Regions from separate parts of the Homo sapiens genome. Here region 2 is linked to region 1. A link is a loop called in an ENCODE intact Hi-C map of the cell type or tissue named here. Cell type or tissue: PC-3. All regions are shown on one strand.

The links. A loop is a pair of places that touch in the nucleus more often than their neighbours do. Peaks named below come from ENCODE experiments on the same cell type or tissue, not always from the same donor. Only the 100,000 strongest peaks of a DNase experiment are listed, where the experiment ranks them.
Region 2: a loop joins it to region 1, with 4 times the contacts of the local background. A loop is called at or near these places in 2 of 110 quality-filtered maps.

What each region holds. Positions count from the first base shown.
Region 1 is chr2:171,267,309-171,275,308 of GRCh38, forward strand. It overlaps LOC105373737 (a long non-coding RNA gene), which reads right to left. Exons shown (of 3, transcript XR_923573.3): 2 at 3,911-4,034; 3 at 1-1,464. Among named protein-coding and RNA genes, the nearest start is that of TLK1, 110 kb to the left of the region's middle. In PC-3, no CTCF peak of the experiment used is centred here; a DNase peak (open chromatin) is centred at 4,863; H3K4me3 peaks cover 479 bases; H3K27ac peaks cover 1,105 bases.
Region 2 is chr2:171,387,214-171,395,213 of GRCh38, forward strand. It overlaps METTL8 (methyltransferase 8, tRNA N3-cytidine), which reads right to left. Exons shown (of 10, transcript NM_001321154.2): 2 at 4,830-4,984. The coding sequence starts at 4,972. Among named protein-coding and RNA genes, the nearest start is that of METTL8, 43 kb to the right of the region's middle. RefSeq lists an enhancer at 1-320. In PC-3, no CTCF peak of the experiment used is centred here; a DNase peak (open chromatin) is centred at 3,908; H3K4me3 peaks cover 954 bases; H3K27ac peaks cover 2,813 bases.

The DNA of each region.
Region 1 (8,000 bases):
TCTTAGACTCATAATCACTAGAGACGAGGAGATAACTCTAGCCCAGAGATAGCACCAAAAGGTACCTACATAGTAAACCCTAATAAAATAACTCCTATTTTCCATTAGTTTCTCTCCACATATTTACCTCCCCACAATTTGTCACTCCAAAAGCTTAAACCCCTTTTCCTTCGTTTTGCCACATCTCTACAAATACACCATTCTTCGTTACGATGCTACATAACAACTACTCCTGCAAACTACTCATCACTGAGTAGTTTTTATGTAGCATCTTTGTTACGATGCTACATAACAACTACTCCTGCAAGTTACACTCATCACTGAGTTTCTCCCAAATGCATGTGCATTGCACACATTCATAAGCTCTGTTTTTCTCTTGTTAACCTGTCTTTTGTCAGTTCAATTTCTAGGTTCCTAACTGTAGAACCTAGGAGAATAGAAGAAAAGTGGTTTTTTCCTCTGCAGTTTACAGATAAACAAACTGAACCATAATGAGTTTAAGTAATTTGTCTGTAGAATTTCAACCCAGTTCTGTCTAATGCTAAAAATTTATGCTGTTTGCTACATTATGCTGTTTGTCTAAGCAGGTAAATTGTGTCGTTTCAGTAGCACTTAAGCTAGCTGCATATGGCATGGCTGATCCAACTTTTTCTGAAATAATAGACTGCTCTTCTTTCCCTGAGAGATCAAAACCCCCATTATGTGTCTGCCCCATCCACTCCCACTGAAATTGTTCTTTTCAAGGTCTCAAGTGATCTCTTTGTTGCCAAATCTAATGACCATTTTTCTCTTATCTTTTTTGACTCTCAATAGTTTCCCACAAAGTTGACCGCTCTCTTTGTTCTGGAAATAATGTTCTCTCTCAGCTTTTGTGACAAACCATTCTCTTGGGTGTTTTTTTTTTCTTGCCTCCCTGGGCACTCTGTCTCAATTCCCTTTTCTGGCTCTTCCTTCTCTTCCCTACCTCTAAATACTGGGCTTCCTCAGAATGAGGTCTTGAACCAGCTCCTCTTCTCTGTCCACCTCCTGCTGTAGGTGATCTCACCCAGGCCTGGGAAATTAAATGACATCCATATGCTGTTTGCCATTAGTATATCTCCAGCCAAGAAGTCTGCTTACGCTCACATGTCCAACTAACTACTTGATATCTCTACTTGATTGTTTCATTAGTACATCTTTAAAATCTCATTGGGAACTTAATTTCTCCTCTTAAAGACGTCCCTCTCCCAGTGTTTCAGTTACTATTGCTATGTGACAAACCACTTCCAATCTTCATGTGTCAGGACCCCAGACAGGGTACAGTGGGAATGACTTATCTTGACTCCATAGTAGCTGAATCCTCTGCTGGGAAGACTCGGAGGTTGGGGTTGCCTTAACAATAGGGGCTGCAATCATCTGAAGGCCTCTTCATTCACACATCTGGTGGTCAATGCTGGCTGCTGACCGGGACCTTAGCTGGGACTGCTGAATGGAACATTTACACTTCATGTGACTTGGATTCCTTCATAGCGGGGCAGTCTCAGGATAGGTGGGCTTCCTTATTTTTATTTATATGAGGTCTCACTCTGTTGCCCAGGCTAGAATGGGAATGCAGAGGTGTGATTATGGCTCCTGCAGCTTTGAACTCCTGGGCTCAAGTGATCCTCCCTCCTCCGACTTCCTAGTAGCTGGGACTACAGGTGTGAGCCACCGTCCCCAGCTGAGGTGGACTTATTTTTTTTTTTTAAGACGGAGTATCGCTCTGTTGCCTCAGGCTGAATACATTGGCAAGATCTTGGCTCACTGCAACCTCTGCTTTGCGGGTTCAAGCAATTCTCCTGCCTCAGCCTCCCCAGTAGCTGGGATTACAGGCACGTTCCACCATGTCCAGCTGATTTTTGTGTTTATAGTTGAGAGAGAGTTTCACCATGTTGGCCAGGCTGGTCTAGAACTCCCGACCTCGGGCTGGGAGCGGTGGCTCATGCCTGTAATCCCAGCACTTGGAAGGCCGAGGTGGGTGGATCACCTGAGGTCAGGAGTTCAAGACCAGCCTGGCCAACATGGTGAAACCCCATCTCTACTAAAAATACAAAAATTAGCCCGGTGTGGTGGTGTGTGCCTATAATCCCAGCTACTCAGGAGGCTGAGGCAAGATAATCACTTGAACCTGGGAGGCAGAGGTTGCAGTGAGCTGAGACCATACCATTGCATTCCAGCCTGGGCAACAAGCGTGAAACTCTGTCTCAAAAAAAAAAAAAAAAAACAAAAAAAACTCCTGGCCTCAAGTGATCTGCCCACTTCAGCCTCCCAAAGTTTGGGATTACAGGTGTAAGCCACAGAGCCTAGCCTGAGATGGACTTCTTATGTGATAGACCATGCAATGTCCTAGCAGACAAGACAGAGGCTTCCCATGTCCTTTTATGATCTAAATGTGGATGTCCCGGGGTTGGTTCCACTGCTACTCTATTGGTAGAAGCAGCCACACGCATGCCCAGAGTCAAGAGAAGGAGGTGTAGAGATTCCCTCTCGGTGGGTATATTAGTCTGTTCTCACACTACTATAAAGAAATACCTGTACCTGAGACTGGGTAATTTATAAAGAAAACAGGTTTGATTGGCTTATGGTTCCACAGGCTATACAGGAAGCATGGCAACATTTGCTTCAGGGGAGGGCTCGGAAAGCTTCCAGTCATGGCAGAAGGCAAAAGGCGAGTGAAGAGCTTCACATGGCCAGAGCAGGATGAAGTGCTGGGGGTGGGGTGGGAGGGGCGGGTAAGGTGCCACACAGTTTTAAACAAGTAGAACTCATGAGAACTCACTCAGTGTCAGGAGAGCCTCGCCAGGATATGGTGCTAACCCATTCATGAAAGACCACCCCCATGATCCAATCACCTCCCACAAGGCCCCACCTCTGACACTGGGGATTACAATTCAACACAAGATTTGGGTGGGAACACAGATCCAAACCGTATTAATGGGATAAACAGCACAAGTCACTATCACCTGGTACCAACTAACTGGTCTTACTGCTTCCGTATTTGTCCTCCTCCAATACATTTTTCATGTAACAGCCAAAGTGATCTTACTAAAATATGACTAACCTTATTCTCTGCCTTAAAAGCCACTAATGATTTCCCAATGCACTCAGAATAAAATCTTAATTTCTTGTCCCTGCAACCTCATCTACTATCACTCTTCCCTTGACTCAACCACTGTAGAGCATGCCTCTTCTTTTCTACTTCATAGGTTTGTACTTGCTGTTCCCTTTAACTGAAATACTCTTTCCTTCCTTGTCACTGCTTTTCATCCATAGGCCTAGCTTTTTCTCACTCAAGACTTGCCTCTCATGGCCTGACCACTCTGACTAAAGGGACCTTTACTCAATTTAGTCACCTTTTTATTCACTCTTCATCACCCTCTTTTTTTTCTTCAGAACTCTTCAGAATCTGTAAGTATAATATTTATCTGCGTACTTGTTTATTTGGGACTCTCTCATTAGAATGTAAACTCCGTGCGGGTCTTATTAACTAATTTTATCCCCGGCACCTACCATAATCCCTGGCATACAGTAGATGCTGAGAAAATATTTTTTGAATATAACAATAGATAGATAGATAGATAGATAGATAGATAGATAGATAGATAGATAGACAGAGAGAGAGATAGATAGATGATCTAGTCATTCAATGGCAGCAAAAGAAAAGACATTTCCTCCTGAGTGTCTCTTTAGCCAAGAAAAAAATTTCCCTTAAGAAGTCCTTCCCCTTGAGAACCCAGTTCTAATTCCCAGTCTTTTTGAGATTCCGGACATCTGATTCAGGCCCTGAAATGGACCTGGCATCTTGGATCACACTGTTCCTGGAGGAGGCATGTTCATCAAATTATCAAAACAATGTCACCTGCATTCACTTAGAGGCAATGACATAATTAACCTTGCTGGTTTCTGAAGCTCATAGAGGGCTGTGATGGGTTTCCTAGGATCCCCGTTTTCTTTCAGACATCCATTTGCAGCCAGATCTGACCATCCACTTGTAGGTCATCCTTTCTGCAATCATCCTGCAATTCCAAACATTCAAAGACACAGACAATGGTTTACAAACACTTTGGATTTGTTACAACAACACATTCATGCTTTTTCATACCCCCTCATCTATGAGCTATAGGCATCTATGAGCTATAGGCATCTATTTGATTTTGCTCATCTAAAGAGAATCACAATGAAGTGATTTTGAAAGCATTTTGAGACTTTTGCCAATTCCTTTAAGCTTAGTAAACAGCCTCAGGTGTCAAAATGCCAGCACTCCAAATCACCCATCTAAAGATCTCTTGACAAGCTCATTAATACTAAAGGTTGGTTTGCCATTTCATTTGGTCTTATCAAGATGTTATTTTCTCCCCCTTTTATTCACACTGGATCTTCAGCCAAGGAAATGTGCTCCCAGTTTCCCTTCAAGGAAGATTTTTCTTTTGTTGTTTTTCACTGCACTTCTTTTTCTTCGTTTATTTTATTTTTTCTTTTCTTGCTATAGCTTGCCATGTTGCCTCTATGTTTTATTCTTAAGATGGTATTTAAGCCTTTTATATCCTGCTACCTTTATTGATAGCAAAACGGAAGTTTATGTGTCTTTTCCCCTTGAAACTCAGGAAGGATTTGTCAAGTGTGACTTTTTAAGGAAAAAAAAAAAAATCAACTGTATCTGTTTGGCAAAGATTCGCCACCACACTTGCAATTCTCCTCTCCAGTACTTTCCTGGGACTGACAGTTTTTTGGTCTATTTCACTGGCTGCTGTAACATGTTCCCTTATACTGGCTCATTCCCAATGGTTTGGTAGCAAGTCAGATGAATGAGTCATGGTGAACTGGGAAGTAATGTCAACATTCAGAGCCCTTCTCACTCTCCCTCCAGGCTGGCATAGGCCACCTCACATTCTTTACATGTTACAAAGAGCCAGGTAACTGATTCTAACACCTTTTCACCCATCTACAAGTGGAAATTGTGCAACCTCTGTGAGCACACAACAGGGCTGAGACATCTGGAATTTTTCTGCTATTCCTTTCCCCTTGGAGAGTTTACACTGTATTAAATTTAACTTTTCTGATAGCTAAAGAATAGTTTTAGAGTTAGGAAAAAGAGAGAATGAATGTTAATGAGCAACATTTTTACCAGTTCTCTGCAACATTACCCAAATCATTCAACTATCTTATTGCTAAAAAGAATTCTACCAACTTTTCGGGTGGAAATCCTTTGGACTGGTGCCTGATACACCAACTTTGAGAACAATTTAATGTGACTGGGTTTCATTGTTTTCAGTTCCTTCAAAGAAAGGCAAATTTTTTTTTTTTTTTTTTTTTTTTTTGAGACAGAGTCTCGCTCTGTCTCCCAGGCTAGAGTGCAATGGCGCAATCTCGGCTCACTGCAAGCTCCACCTCCCGGGTTCAAGCCGTTCTCTTGCCTCAGCCTCCCAAGTAGCTGCAACTACAAGCGCCCGCCACCACGCCTGGCTAATTTTTTGTACTTTTTTTAGTAGAGACGGGGTTGCACCGTGTTAGCCAGGATGGTCTCCATCTCCTGACCTTGTGATCCACCTGCCTCGGCCTCCCAAAGTGCTGGGATTACAGGCGTGAGCCACCGCGCCTAGATGGGGCAAATGTTTTACTACATCAGATACTTTGTCTTTAGTCAACCGATTTTTTTCTTTTTTTTTTTTTGAAGACAAGGTCTTTTTGAACATTTTATTTTCTTCTAAGTACTCCCTGAAAGTATTCTGTTTTGCAGTGTTCTTCATAATGCTCCATCTGTCCTGGATTTTTAGAAGATTTTTTTTTTAAATCCCCTCAGAAAATTCAATGAAAAAAGGTAAAGGCTTTACTGCCAGTAGATTTTTGTTTCTCTTCTTTCTGGGAAAGAGCCAGTTTGAGCTTAAAAATAGACCTGAGAAATATCTACAGCTTGAGAATCATTCAACCCTCTAATATTTGCTCTAGAATAAAAAGGAGAGTTGATACATCTGATCTCAAATGATCCCCATCGTTATCACCTTTTTATTTCAGATCAAATAATTCACCACAGCAGCCTCCTGGTGAAGCAAATTCCATTATGTTAACCACCTGCTCTCTCTTATTTTTAATTTATACTGACAAAAGAGAGAAGGTGGGAATTTAGGTCATTCCAAGTGTCCCATGTTCAACATTCATCAATTGATGCTGTTTATTATTTATTACCAATGGCAGTTACTGCGATCCTAACACCAGATATCCACTGGGATAAAAATAGTGTGGCAATAAAAAGGAATGACTTATTTTTAAAGTTTTCCTTTTTAAAAAAATTATTGATTACAATTGACATAATAAAATTCACAATATTTAAGTGTACAATGAAAGTGTTTATCATCAGCTGATAAATCTGGAAGTGTTGCTGCTTGAATTTTTAATGACAAATTAGAGTTGTTGATACGAATACATTGGTATTTGGATGTACTTTCAGGGTCAATGTTAAAAGACATTTTAATATGATTTGGATGTTTTGCCTTGGAAGCAGTTCATCTATGCATACAAAATCAATCCTTTTTTTGTTTGTTTGTTTTTAGAGACGGATCTCCCTATGTTGCCCAGGCTGGCCTGCAGTGGGGTTATTCACAGTTATGACCATAGTACACTGGAGCCTCAAACTCCTGGGCTCAAATGATCCTCCTGCCTAAGCCTCCAGAGTAGGTGAGACTATAGACACACACTACCATGCTGGGCCAAAATCAACTCTAAAGAAACTGTGGGTAAATTTCTTTTCTTTTCTTTTTTATTTTTTTGAGACAGGGTCTCATTCTGTCACCCAGGCTAGAGTGCAGTTGCACAATTACCGCTCACTGCAGCCTCGAACTCCTGGGCTCAAGCTATCCTCCTGCCTCAGCTCCTGAGTAACTGGGACTACAGGTGTGTGGCACCACGCCCAGCTAAATTTTTTTTTTTTTTTTTAGTAAAGACAAGGTCTCACTACGTTGCCCAGGCTGGTCTTTAACTCCTGGGCTCAAGTGAGCCTCCTGCCTAGGCCTCTCAAAATGTTGGGATGATAGGCGTGAGCCACTGCACCTGGCCTCGCTCTCCTTCTTAAATAAGTTTTTCCTCTTTTCCTTGGGAACTTAAAGTTTTGATGTAATTTTATCTTTACATTTTCATTTTTATTTTAGATTCAGGGGGGTCCATGTGTAGATTTGTTACAAGAGTATGTCATATGGGGCTGGGGTTTGGGCTTCTTTCTATTGGTCCCATTACCCAGATAGTGAACATAGTCCCCAATAGGAAGGTTTTCAGCCTTGCTCGCCTTTCCTCCTTTTGGAGTCTCCAGTGTCTATTGGTCCCATCTTTATGTCCACATGAATCCAATTATGTAATTTTAAGCTTACAGAAAAGCTGCAAGAATAGTGCAAAGAACTCCCATATACTCTTACTCAAATTCACCAATTTTTATTTTTACTCCAACTTAAATAAATTTAACATTTAGTTTTTTATTTGAGAAAAAAAAAATTAAGGTCTAGCTCTTTCCAAAGTTTGTATTTCCATTTATCTCTAGCCTAACTGGTAGAAAAATAGCAATTAATAGCACTGTTTTACAGCAAGGGAGACTGAGACACAGAGAAGTCTAACAGAACTCTGGGGTCCAGCACCACCTATGGCCAACATAAGGAAGCCAGTCACCACTCAGCTCTGCAGTCTAGCTTGGCAACCTCTAGCCTGACCTCTTCCTGGGATCCCTGGCTCCTATACAAAGCCCTTGCTCCTGACCCTTAGTTTTGATGACTGACATTACCCTTATTGTCCCAATCTTCGATGCGCCTTTTGCCTTTGGCCATTCTGGAGATCACCACACACTCAATTCAGCCCACTAGGGACCTTACCCTGTCTCAGCCCTTAATAGCAGGCAACTTAAAAAGTAGTAGTATTGTCAAATATGCACAACTAGGGATCCCAGGTGTCCTAGCACCTAGAATCATAGAATCAAGAAACACTGGCACTGACGTGACCATGAA
Region 2 (8,000 bases), 120 kb after region 1:
CGCTCACTGGGACTTCAGGAGCTGTAAACACTCACCCCTATACACTGTCATGGGGTAGGAGCCCCACAGCCTGCCCATCTGTATGCTCCCCTAGAGGTCTGAGCAGCGGGGCACTGAAGAAGTGAGCCACACCCCCATCGCACATCCAGCGAGGGGGACATAGGAGCTTTTTCCCTTTCAGTGGTGCATGTTTATAATCCCAGATACTCAGGAGGCTGAGGCAGGAGAATTGCTTGAACCTGGGAGGCAGAGGTTGCAGTGAGCTGAGATTGAATCACTGCACTCCAGCCAGGGCGACAGAGCGAGACTCTGTCTTATTTAAAAAAAATTAAAAAAAAAATTTTTTTTTAAATATATATATGTATGTATGTGCATATATATATAATTTAATTGCATATATCCAAATTTTCATTCACTTTTAACATATAATTCAATATAAAAATTGAGATTGTTTACCTTATTTTTTGTACTAAGTTTTTAAAATTTTACAGTACATCTCAATTCAGCCCAGTTATTAATATATTTCAAGTGCTGAATAACCACCTGTGGCTAGTGACTACCATATTGTATAGTGTAGAACTAATTAATTAAAAAATCAATGTATTCCCTTTCAAAATTGAGATTCGGTTGCAATAAAAACATAAAAAGCCCATGAATCACCTTCCTAGCCCCAGAGATGCTGTTCCAGAGGCTAGTCTGATAACAATTTTGTCTGCAGATATCATGCCCAACTTGACTTCTTCAGCTCTGACCACTCTCCCTCTTCCCAGCAGCAGTGTCTGCGTGCTGGACATTTACACCTGAATGTCCTGCTCACAAAGCCTATTATTCAAAATGTCTAAAACCAAATTAACCATCTTTCTTCCAAAATAAAACAAATACATTTACCTCTTGATTTTCCTATTTCTATCAGTTACTTAAGATCAAAACTTCAGAGTCAACTTCTTCCTTTTTCTTTACTCTGCACAAGCACCAAATTCTGTTTATTCTTCTGTCACGATCTCTTGCTCACTGGCCCTTTTCTGCTTCTAATTCTTCCTGCTGATCAGTCTAGCATGGTGTTACCAAATATATACACTTAATACACTAAATATAATGTCATTTATTTATCTTCAGTGGCTCTATAATGCCTTATACTTCAGCTATGAATTCAGGACCATGCACATCTTAAACCTACCCCCCATCTGGCCTATGTCATTCCAACCTTATCTTTCACCAATCTCCTAGAAAAGCCTTTCTTAAGGCAAACTATCCTATCCTCTATCTCATGAAAATGCCTTATATTTCCTCATCTCAGTGCTTTATGATTTTCTATCCACCTAGAATGCCCTTATTTCAGTTTACCTATTCAAAGCATTAATTCAACAATATTTGTGTGTCAGGCATTGTGCTATGTACTGCAGGCAATATAAATACAGGCATATCTTGTATAATTATGCTTTGCTTGATCACACTTCACAGCTATTGCATTTTTTACAAATTGAAGGTTTGTGGCAACCCTGCATTGAGCAAGTCTATTGGCACCATTTCTCCAACAGCATGTGCTCATTTCATGTCTCTGTTACATTTTGGTAATTCTTGCAATATTTCAAACTATTTCATTATTATTATATCTGTTATGAGCTGTGATCAGTGATCTTTGATGTTACTATTGTAATTGTTTTAGAGTACCATGAACCATATCCATATAAAACAGCTAATTTAATTGATAAATGTTATGTGTGTTCTGACTGCTCCACTGACCTGGCTTTCCCTGTCTATTTCCCTCTCCTCAGGTTCCCCTACTCCCTGAGACAAAACAATAATGAAATGAGGCCAGTTGATTACCCTACAATGGCCTCTACGTGTTCAAATGAAAGGAATAGTTATATATATCTCATTTTAAATCAAAAGCTAGAAAAGATTAAGCTTAGTGAGGAAGGCCTTTTGCAAGCTGAGATAGGACAAAACCTAGGCCTCTAGCACTAGTCAACTTGTGAAATGCAAAGGAAAAGTTCTTAAAGGAAATTAAAGATGCTACTCCAGGTTGAGTGCTATGGCTCACACCTGTAATCCCAGCACTTTGGGAGGCTGAGTTGGAAAGATCACTTGAGCTCAGGAGTTCAAGGCCAGCCTGGGCAACATGGTGAAACCCCATCTCTACAAAAAATACAAAAATTAGCCAGGCATGGCAGTGAATGCCTATAGTCCCAGCTACTTGGGAGGCTGAGGCCAGAGAATCACTTGACCCAGGTGAAGGTTCAGTGAACCGTGACCACACCACTGCACTCCAGCTTGGGTGACAGAGTCTCCCTGTCTCACAAAAAAAAAAAAAAAAAAAAAAAAAAAAATGCTGCTCCAGTGAATACATGAATGAAAAGAAAGTGAAATAGCATTACTGATATGGAGAAAGGTTTAGTGGTCTGCATAAAAGATAAAACCAGCCACAATATTCCCATAAGCCAAAGCCTAATCCAGAGCAAGGCCCTAACTTTCTTTGACTCTATGAAGGCTCACAGAGATGAGGTAGCTGCAGAAGAAAAGTGAAGCTAGTGGAGGTTGGTTCATGAGGTTTAAGGAAAGAAGACATCTCCATAGCATAAAAGTACAAAGCAAAGCAGTAAGTGCTGATGGAGAAGCTGTAGCATCGAGTTATCCAGAAGATCCAGCTAAGATCACTGATGAAGGTGGTTACACTAAAAAACAAACTTTCAATGTAAATAAAACAGCTTTCTATTGGAAGAAGATGTCATCTAAGACTTTCATAGCCAGAAAGGAGAAGTCAATGCCTGGCTTCAAAGCTTCAAAGGACAGGCTGACTCTCCTGTTAAGGGCTAAGGCAGTTGGTGACTTTAAGTTGAAGCCAGTGCTTATTTACTATTCCCAAAATCCTAGGGCCCTTAAAAATTATACTGAATCTACTCTGCCTATACTCTATAAATGAAACAACAAAGCCTGGATGACAACACATCTGTTTATAGCATGGTTTACTGAATGTTTTAAGCCCACTGTGGAGACCTAATGCTCAGAAAAAAGAATTCCTTGCAAAATACTACTGCTCACTGACAATATACCTTGTCACTCCAGAGTTCTGATGGAAATGTACAAGGATATTAATGTTGCTTTCATGCCAACTAACACAATATCCATTCTGCAGCCCTTGGATCAAGAAGTAATTTCAACTTTCAAGTCTTATTTAAGAACTACATTTCGTAAAGCTATAGCTGCCATAAATAGTAATTCCTCTAGTGGATCTGGGCAAAGTAAACTGAAAACACTCTGGAAAGGATTCACCAATCTACATGCCATTAAGAACATTTGTGATTCATGGGAGGAGGTCAAAATAATAACATCAATAGGAGTTTGGAAGAAGTTGATTCTAATGGATGATAAGGGGTTCAAGACTTCAGTGGAAAAAGTAACGGCAGATATGGTGGAAACAGCAAGAGAACTAGAATTAAAAGTGGGGCCTAAAGATTTAGTCTGAATTGCTGCAATCTCATGATAAAACTTGAACAGATGAGGAGTTCCTTTGTAGGGATGAGCAAAGAAAGTAGTTTCTTGAGATGGAATCTACTTGGGGTGAAGACAGTGTGAACACTGTGGAAATCACAACAAAGAATTTAGACATAATTTAGACAACAAAGAATTTAGACATAATTTAGACAACAAAGAATTTAGACAAAATTCTAAATATTAAACAAAATATTTAGAATATTACATACACTTAGTTGATAAAACAGTGGCAGGATCTGTGAGGACTGACTGATTTTGAAAGTTCTACTGTAGGTAAAATGCTATCAAACAGCATCACATGCTACAGAGAAATCTTTCATGAAAGGGAGAGTCAGTTGATGATGCAAACTCCATTGTTGTCTTATTTTAAGAAACTGCCACAGCCACTCCAACCACCACCCTGATCAGTCAGCAGCCATCAACACTGAGGTAAGACCCTCTGCCAACAAAAAGATTATGACTCACTGAAGGCTCAGATGACTGTTAGCATTTTTTAGCAAGAAATTACTTTTTAATTAGGTTTGTACACTGTTTTCTTAGACATAATGCTATTGTACACTTAAGAGACTACAGTATAGTGTAAACATAACTTTTATATGCACTGGGAAACCAAAAAAATTGTGTGACTCACTTTATTGCAATATTTGCTTTACTGCAGTGGTCTCAACCAAACCTACAACATTTCTGAGGTGTGCCTGTAATCGTAATCTCAGTTTCCCTCACTTTAAGAAATCTTTCTGACTATGCCCAAACAGAAGTGTTTTTGCATTACTGAGTTGTTCTCATATGGCATATAGTCTGTAACACTCATTGAGCCCTCACAATTTACTGCCTTGTAGGGGTAATTATCAGCTTTTTCTGTAAATATCTATCTTTCCAAATAGGGTGGATTCCCTGAAAGCATAGACGAGAATCATACCAATATGATCTCCCTGGTGCTCAGTAAGACACAGGTACTGATCTGCATTTGCTGGATGACAAGTATGAAAAAGAGGGAAGGAACTGTGGAGCAGGAGGAGGGCCCCACCTAGGAAAGAATCCTCACCCCCACCCAGTGACAGCAGGCAAATCAGGATCAGAGGTAAGTAGGAAGGGCCTGCAAGAACTCCAAGGCTACTAAAAGCATATGGAAAGTTTCACTCTTCCAATTCCATTTGCAATGAAATTCAGAATCAGCAACACTTAAGTCAGGATCGGTTACCCTAGCTTTTGGACCTCTACAACATGAGTTAGGTCATCAGCTTTAAAAACCCTTTCTTAATTCTAAATGAAAATAATACCACTGGTGATATTTAAGAAACACACATAATATCAGATTTAAAAAGAAAACTCACCACATGTTGTGTTCAAAAACTTTGGCTGGGTCAGTTAAAATCCTTGATCCCAGAGGGGCCACTGGGTGGTAACCACTTTGGTATCTGTGTGGCACCTTTCCTAGCCTTAGACAAGAAATGGAATTTCTCCAAATCATATTCATCCTAAGCAGTACCTAAAAAGTTACAAATGATTAATTAGTCAACATAGATTAAACAGTGTATTGTTTATCTAATACCCAAAACCTGGTTCTAAAGGTTTTCAATCTGAGAATGCACATGAAAACTAGAAACTTTTTAATGAAAGATGAGCATAACAGCTTCTCTCCTGAAGTATATTCAGGCCAAGAGATGGGAGAGAAATATTTAGGGTGGGCAACACTGGCTGGCATTTTTTTGAAGCCATAGCCTTGACCAACTTTGCTTTGTTCGATATTTTATTTGCTTATTTAATTTTTAGCACATGATCAAAGCATGTCTGAATTTGTGTACTAAAGACAGATTTTTTTTAAAGTAATTTTATTTTTTGGGGGGTAATTCTAGGAAAATATATTTCTAGGAAATATTTTGTGACCACTAGACAAAAATCCCAAGTATGGCAGAAGAATAAGAAAACAAACCTGTAACTCTCATTCTCCGTGCTGAACTGAATAATATGAAAATCAGTCAAATAAATAAATATTAAGACAGAATCTTAGCAATTATTAATTCTAACAATCCTGTATACATATATTTTTAAGAATAGTCAGTAATATGGATGCAAAATAGATTTTCCTGAACAAAATGCATGCTTTGCCAGGCATGGTGGCTCATGCCTGTAATCCCAGCACTTTGGCAGGCCGAGGCAGGTGGGTCACTTGAGGTCAGGAGTTCGAGACCAGCCTGGCCAACATAGGAAAACCCCATCTTTACTAAAAATACAAAAAAAAAAAAAATTATCCAGGAGTGATGTGAATTCCTGTAATCCCAGCTACTTGGAGGCTGAGGCAAGAGAATCGCTTGAACCCAGGAGGCGGAGATTGCAGTGAGCCGAGATTGTGTCATTGCACTCCCGCCTGGGCAACAGAATAAGACTCTGTCTCAAAACAAACAAAACAAAACAAAAATGCATGCTTAAGGCCAGCTGCAGTGGCTCATGCCTATAATCCCAACATTTTGGGAGGCCAAGGTGAGAGAGTTACTTGAGTCCAAGAGTTAGAGACCAGCCTGGGCAACATAGTGAGACCGTTTCTTCAAAAAATAAAAAAAAATTAGGGGTGATGGTGCACATCTGTGGTTCCAGCTACACGAGAGGCCAAGCCTAGAGGCTGAAGCTGTAGTGAGCCATGATCATGCCACTGCATTCCAGCCTGGGTCATAGAGCAAGACTCTGTCTTATAAAAAAGCAAAAAAAAAAAAAAAAAAGCATGCTTATACCCTAGCTCAAGAGGAGAATCATCTGCTGATTAGCCCAAATCCATCTCCATTTCTGGAAGAATAACAAGCATTTAAAGAGTATGTCATCTTAATTATGTACTTGTAAATATGTCACTTTAAAATCTTTATGGAAAAGTATTAAAAAGAAGCTCTAAGGTGCTTACTTTTTCCAATAAGAAACCATTGTAATACTGCTTGACATTTCAGTTGTTCATCACAACATTCAGCCTAATGCTGTCAGCTGTCAGGTGGAAACAGATGCTAAAAGGTGTGTGTATGTAATATGCATCACAGATCATTGGAGGTGCTATTAGGCGTAAAAATGCCATATACTGTGCACTCTTTACCACCCTACTGAAAATGAATAGGTTTAAGACTGTGAATTCCAAAATGAACTGCAGAATGTCAAAAACAGCTCTTTGTACTTTTAAACATAAAATTCAAGATTTTCCTTTTGGAAAAAAAAAGTGGGGGCATAGTTATACATACCAACAAGACTGTAATGGTTCCATTCAAATGTGACTTAACAGTGATAAGAAATGAAACCTTCAACAGCAAGTGCAGATGCTCCTGTTTCTTATTTGTTTTCCTTCTCCAGTAAATGCAAGCTCTTTGGTGGAGGCAAATGAAATGAAATGCTCCACCTACCACCACCTTTACCCTGATGTGCCTTTGTTCTTTTTGCCTGCCAATGTTCCACATAAGACTATCAGTGTTCTATAAAACCCTACCTGCAAAATTATTTTTAGAGCTCTTTCTGCAGTGAATAGTATTCATAAAATCTTTTGTATGCTGAAGAGTAGAAATTGATTACACCTAGAAAGAGAGGCAATTCATGCTCAAAAGTATAAAATGATGTAAATGTTTCCTACCCAGGAAAGGCAAATCAAAATGGAATTTCAATCCTTTAAATAATCACGTGATACTTATCTATACTCATCTATATATAGAAGAGGGAAAAAAAAAAAGTAAGAGTTTCTCTCACTATAAATGACCAAGAGCCTCTGTAGACAGAGACAAAAAGATACAACCAGATTGGATTATTAGGCAATTCAGGAAAATGTCAGAGAAATGTGAATCTTGCAGGCTGCTAGTCTGTGGAGAAAGCATGGTGTGGCCAGGGTCTAAATATGTGGCAATTTCCCTACTTAGGCAGCTGTTTCTTTAATTAACCACACAAACATCTTTATTTCACTTGCTTATCTATAACAGTTATGCACAGCCTTGCATTGCTATTTATCTTATTACATAAATATATAACAACTGTATATAGGAGATAATATAAATACATAATAAAATTATATAAATGCCTTCTTACTTAAATTGCAAGCTTCTAGAGGCAGCACCAGGCTGCTCATGAATTGTTTGACTGATTACATAAAAATGGTATTTGTCTGACATAAATCTAATTGGATGGAAGTTACTTCATATTTTCCAGGGTGGATCCTAATTAAGATCCTTGCAGTGCGAAGGAAGTGATAGAAGAATGTGACAATGTACAGGTAGCTATCCAATTAAATTAACTACGATGATTAACAAATATGTGCTTTGTATTATTACTACCACGTTAGCCTAAGGTTTGCTGGTCATGGTTCAATTTTGTGGGAAAAGAAGGGCAGGGCCAGCCCCAAATAAAATTGTGGTAGAAAAAGTAGGTTTCTGCCACCAGAATGACCCAATCCCTTTATGTACCTTCTCTTAGCTCTCTTTTGGCATACTCTAATTTGAATACCAGTTTAACTCAGATAATTGCACAACAAAACTGTGTGAATAAGT